Linked DNA regions of Homo sapiens: region 1 is linked to region 2. A link is a loop called in an ENCODE intact Hi-C map of the cell type or tissue named here. Cell type or tissue: mesothelial cell of epicardium. All regions are shown on one strand. Links, peaks and the distances in the headings refer to the core of each region. The heading gives the core; the rest is flanking DNA.

The links. Peaks named below come from ENCODE experiments on the same cell type or tissue, not always from the same donor. Only the 100,000 strongest peaks of a DNase experiment are listed, where the experiment ranks them.
Region 1: it touches region 2 in a loop (11-fold over the local background); 1 of 110 quality-filtered maps calls a loop at or near these places.

The regions. Positions count from the first base shown.
Region 1 is chr5:57,483,587-57,486,509 of GRCh38, reverse strand. The region is part of intron 1 of RMEL3 (enriched in melanoma 3); the gene reads right to left. Among named protein-coding and RNA genes, the nearest start is that of ACTBL2, 2.2 kb to the right of the region's middle. In mesothelial cell of epicardium, for the core only: no CTCF peak of the experiment used is centred there; no DNase peak of the experiment used is centred there.
Region 2 is chr5:58,018,465-58,021,387 of GRCh38, reverse strand. No RefSeq gene overlaps it. Among named protein-coding and RNA genes, the nearest start is that of LINC02101, 100 kb to the left of the region's middle. In mesothelial cell of epicardium, for the core only: no CTCF peak of the experiment used is centred there; a DNase peak (open chromatin) is centred at 1,601.

The DNA.
Region 1 (2,923 bases), core at 291-2,790, 530 kb after region 2:
GGCAGTATTTAACCACAAAATAAATAAGCTTTTTAACTTTTAAGAAGTGGTCAGCTATATCTAGCTATGAATGAACAGATGAGTATATAATGAAAACAAATCACACTGCTTACAACATTCATGTATCTATTTCTGAAACACATTACAAATCTCCACTAAGAGCAGAGTACAGTTGAAAGAGATTCTCAGAGCATCACCACACTAGAGAGGTAGACGTGTGCAAAATCAGCCAAGGATAGAAGGAAAGAGGGTGTGGTACACAAGGAAGGAACCAAGTGAAGACAGAGAGGCAGGCAGCTGACCTCCATGTACTAAATTGCATCCCTAGGGGGGAGGCTGAACGAGGCCTCATTAAAATGCATAATCTCAGCAGTTCAGTTAAACAGATGAGAGCCTAGACAGGAGATGATCACTAAGACAGGGCCTCCATGACCCATGGGTAAGAGCCTCTTCTTAGATCTCATGTACTACGGAGAGAAAGCAACACCCAATTCTGGAGTTCCTCTTCCTTCCACATGCCTGTGAAGATTCAGACTCTTGTTGTAAGCCTCTAAACTCTTGCTGATTCTGTGTAGAGACCTAGTTCCAAATACATAGTTGATTCTCTGATTTCATCCAAGTTGTTGGTGCTGCTGTAATACTGCCTCCGTTGGCTGCTGGCAGCCTCCTAGTTCCAAACACATAATTGATTCTCTGGTTTCATCCAAGCTGTGATGCTCATGCCTGCAATATTACCTCCACTGGCCAGTGACAGCCTCCTGCCCATCCTCTGAGACTCAGCCCAGGGGTCATCTCCTTTGGCCTCTCCTTCTCTTTGCCCTGACCTCAGGTTCAGGGGCCCCTCATTCCACCTCTATGTCTCCCTGAGCTCCTTCTCTCATCTCCCGTGTTGTATACCTGTTATCTGTGTATTTGGGAGTGACATTCAAGATCTTTAACAACTGGAACAGCGCTGGCAGAGCCCTATCAGAACATAAGCCGGCTGTATCATACCAGTGCCAAACGGCCACCTGTCGGCCTGGGGTAAGGTGACTTTCACCCACAAGACAGTGAACTCTTTAAAAATAGGGCTGTGTTTTATTCATTGATATATCACCAGTGCCCAGAACATAGGAGATGTTTAATAAATGTTTGCGGATTGCTTGAAAAGTCTAAGGTTGACAAAGACAAGGCAAGGAGACACGGTAGCTTCCACCAGTTGTCTTCATATTTAATGCCCATACTTAAACCTCACTCTAGTTTCGTGTATCTGCATGATAGTCAAACTAGGCAAAATGTAAAAGAAAAAGAATATTCTGGGCTTCCATGAGTGAACCTTGAAGGGCCCTAAAGGTTTAGGTAATTAATTAAACATTTGTAAATTCTGGTCAGTTACAAAGTCTGTTACCTCCAAGAACAGTACTCCCTACTCACAGCTTCCAGAGCCCAGTATTTGTAAACCCATCTTTCTATGTTTTACTCAACACAAATTCTTACTACTTTTTAAAAATTTAACCAACTCAACAGATGACATTTTTAATGGCTGTTGAATTGTGATAAGCACCTCTTGCATTATTGAGAGTTAATTAGAAGAGCATAAGCTTATTTTAAGAATACATAACTGATGAAATTTGCTCCTGGGACACCGGAATTAAAGCAGGCTAGACAGTCTCTAGCAAAATCACACATCAGCCACACTCTCAAGGCATCAGTTATGCTGTGTGGACTCAGTACCAAATATCCCTTAGTTGAAGGTGATTCTAAGGACAGCACTCTAGTAAGTGTAGGATCTAAGGCTGCACTTGGTACTATGTGGGCTCCTCCACTAACATTTCCACCAACTTGGCTTTGTTTTATATTCCAGACCGGAGCATTCATAAATGGGGACTTGTGCTAAATACAATGTGTATTTCATTTTTTCCATTTTGTAAAATGTGCATGTAGTTTGTTATGGGATTTTAAAAAATTCCCAGAAGCACCATCCTATAGCAATAAAATGTTGTTTTAATCAAAAGCTTGGTTGTACTACATAACAAGGAAGTTCATAAAACCATTCAGTGTGAAGGTTTTTAACACTGTTGAAGAAGGAATTTTGCAGTTACAGAAAAGATTAAAGGAAAGGACTGTTTTGGTGAGCCCTAAAGCAAAACCATGGATCTTGTGATGAAACATACATTCTGCCATGACTGATTGTCACCAGAAAGGTTTTGAAGGCATATTACAGCACTGGATAAAATAAATCTATATCAAGCTATAGACAAAGAAGAGGGCTGGATGCTCACAGCTTGATGCTACACCATGACTCTCCAAGAGGCTCACTGGGCAAAGACTCAGGTTAGTTCTCCTGGCCTTGAGCTGGAGGGTGTTTTTTGTCCAGTAAATAGGGGCTGTGCTACCTCTTACAAAGCAAGCTTTATTGGGTAAATGAATGAATGATGAACCCAAATAAAGATTATTTTGGAGAACTCAGATGTAGACATGGAAAATTTCTTTGCTTTACAAGAGCTCACAAAGATAATTATATTCTATTCGCCTAACACATAGGGGAGCAGAAGTAATGAGCTTTCTTAAATGCTATTTCTCTGTAACACATTGCTGATGTCCTACATTTTACCATCATACACATCTTTTCAGGTAGTCTGTATTTCTATATGAAACATGGAACCCAAACAAATTGTTGCTATGAAGTGATCAGGGTGTAATATATCTTGAAATGGAAGGAAAGCTAGTATAATTCTAATTGTATAGATTTTAATAACTACATAGAGGTTTAATGTTATAATATAGTATATGTATCTTGAAGATCAAAATGTTTTAAGGATTAGTTTAAATATATAATTTTTCAAATTTGTCTTATCACTTCATTTTGTCCATTGTTGCAGAACTCAAGAGTTGTTGCAAATAAATAAATTTTTATAACCTGCATCTTAATAAATCATGCAAA
Region 2 (2,923 bases), core at 172-2,671:
TAACCATAAGCATATCCTTTTGTGGTTTCTGTGAAAACACTGTCTTGTCAGTCAATGCTTTTTCTCTCTGGCTACCTCCTACAACTACTTCTCCAGAAAAATGAGTTATATCAGAAATAACATGGGATTCCATTAAATGTATATTCTTTTCTTATTATCTGGGAGGCACTGCTTTGATCAAAGAGTCTTAATGGGCAAATATGTATGTACATAAAAGACACTGTGATTTAGAAACTGCAAGATGCTTTCTTTGTTTTATTTGGAATATTTCTCTGTTTTAGGGAAAAGAGTGTCTTAGTCTATTTTGGCTGATATAAAAAAAATACCAAAACTGGGTGGCTTATCAACAACATAAGTATATTTTTCACAGTTCTGGAGGCAGGAAAATCTAAGATCAAGGTGCTGGTAAATTCAGTGTCTGGTGAGGGCCCACTTTCTGGCTCACAGACTGTGCCTTCTTGCTGTGTCTTCACACAGGGGATGGGAGAGAAGAAGGAACTCCCTGGGGCCTTTTTTAAAGGGCATTCATCCCATTCTGCCATTATGACCAAATCACCCCCCAAAGGCCCCACCTCCTATTACCATTACCCTGAAAGCTATCACTTCAACTTATGAATTTTGAGAGAACATAAATATTCAGGCCATAGCAAATAGTTTTATTCTCATTAGAACTTTTGGCATGCTTAATAATGAATTTAGATATAAAATGATAAGTATCAAATCAGCTAATAATTTGTGCTTCTCAACTGTGGTTTATAATTTCTGGAGTATAGGATAGTTTAGGAAATAATACCCATGAGCCTTCCTTCTCACTCTATAGTTGTGCTGTCTTCATGTAAAATAGTATATCTCTACCAAAAGACAGACAGACAGAAAGAGAGAAACTTTTGACTTACTTCTATATAGTTCTTGTATTCTCAAAAGAGAGAGCCACATACTTAGCTCACAACAAACAGGTAAGTCTTGTTCAAGAGTAATTTCAAATAAAATCACATAAAATTTAGTTACAGCAAGACAGAATGCTATCACTAGAGCAAAACACTTGCCAACCCCTACCTTACTTTCACATGGCACACACAGTAGGAACACAGTGAACCAGAACCTTTACTTCAGAAAGCAGCCCCCAGCCAGAGGACAATCACACACCATGGTACCAATCCCAGAGGCATAAATGTGTAAGGTGGACACAAGGTCAAAGAAAAACACTAAAGCACCATAGTCCAGGCAATGGGTCCTCAATAAATCTGAGAGTCCATTTTCTCTATCCATTTATTTCCAACATGAGTGTCAAAATTCAGTTAGGAAGAAAGCATGACAATGTGAATGGAGAGAGAGGAATAGGATTAAAACCCTGGCAAAGAGTCCTTGGCTTGAATTTACCCATGACTGGAATGCTTACAATTTCCAAGCACACTCGTATCTCAGCAGAGGTTGCTAGAGGTGAACCCAGCCCCACAAGTGCTTGTGACACAATTTCTGTCCTATGCACGGCTCTGGGCCAGTCCCCCCAACCCCCATAAATCCTGCATCCATGTCATCACTGCCACTCCAGCTTCCTGCTGGAGAAAGCCCTGGTGACCCAGGAACTCCTCAGCTCTCTGTCCTTGCCATGACTTTGATTGCTGCCGAGTCTTTGGCTTGGCCCAGGCTCAAGAGTTAACAGTTCTTTGGACAGTCTTGGGCCAAAGCCTCAGCTGGAGAGGAAATGTTGGGCTTCATCTTTTGTCACAGATAAGATTTAATGAGTCCAAAGGATGTGTGATTAAAGGAAGTCCACAGGAAGTTGGGCTGAAGCTTTTCTGATGATTGTTTAAAAGGCATTGACCTAGACATTGCAGTAAAAAATAAAATTGAACACATTAAAAAAAAGTCAAAGATTTGGTTCAAAAGTTATAAAGGCAAATCCATTAGGTTTGAGGCTGGAGGAATAGAGAAACAAAAAGAGGAAAGGTTTAAATGGGAATAAAAAATAGTTATTCATAATTAATTACCACAGACCAGGATTTATCAACCAGCCTCTAAGAAGCTAACAATAGTAGTTAGGTAATTATTTTACATAGTGAGGCCTCTAGCCAAAGGTAATAAATTCCATTTTTTAAAAGCAGTGTGCCTTCTTCTTTTCATCTGGGAGGAGATATGATGAGAGGTGAAATTTAGGCTTAGGGAAATAAATGGCTTACAGAGAATTAGTCTCTTAAAAAAACAAATGAATGAATATTTCCTTGCAGGGATTTGAAAACTTAAGAGTCAGAAAGTTAGTCTAATCCATAGATATTATTTTCATGGATGCCTCACCTAAGTATCTGAGAACTAGAGACAATTTGATATTTGTCTTCAAATGGCTGTGTTGCTGCCAGCAACATCAAAGGCCATAATTCTAAGTATGACATCTAGTGAGTGTAGACTTGGTTCTCTCCAGAGCGTTATCATAGGCATGGTGTGGTGAGAGAGAGTAAATTTAGAATCAAGAAACCTTGGATCTGAGATTGGAGCTGATACTTAGGAGTTGTAAGTCCTTGTGAAAGTCACTTTTCTTGCCTGGAAATTGTTTTTTTCCACTTCTCAAATAAAGAAATTGAATTAGACATTTTTCAAGAAATATTCTTGCTCTAAAAGTTAACTCTCTAAGACATTTAACCGCAATTGGTAGTTGATGTTGCAGTTTTATTTAGTTGGTTAGATGACCTAGTCATATTATCTATCTAAAAGGCAATTCCTATTAAACATCCTAAATGTCTAAGCATGTGTTAGACATATTATATGCATTTTAAGAGAAATGTAATTGTTGAAATTCTCTAAGGTAAACTTTATGACTCTGCCTTAATTCAGGCTTCTTATAACAGTTATACCATAAACTGGGTGGCTTAAACAACAGAAATCTATTTCACATAGTTCTGGAGCCTGGGAAGGCTAAGATGAAGGT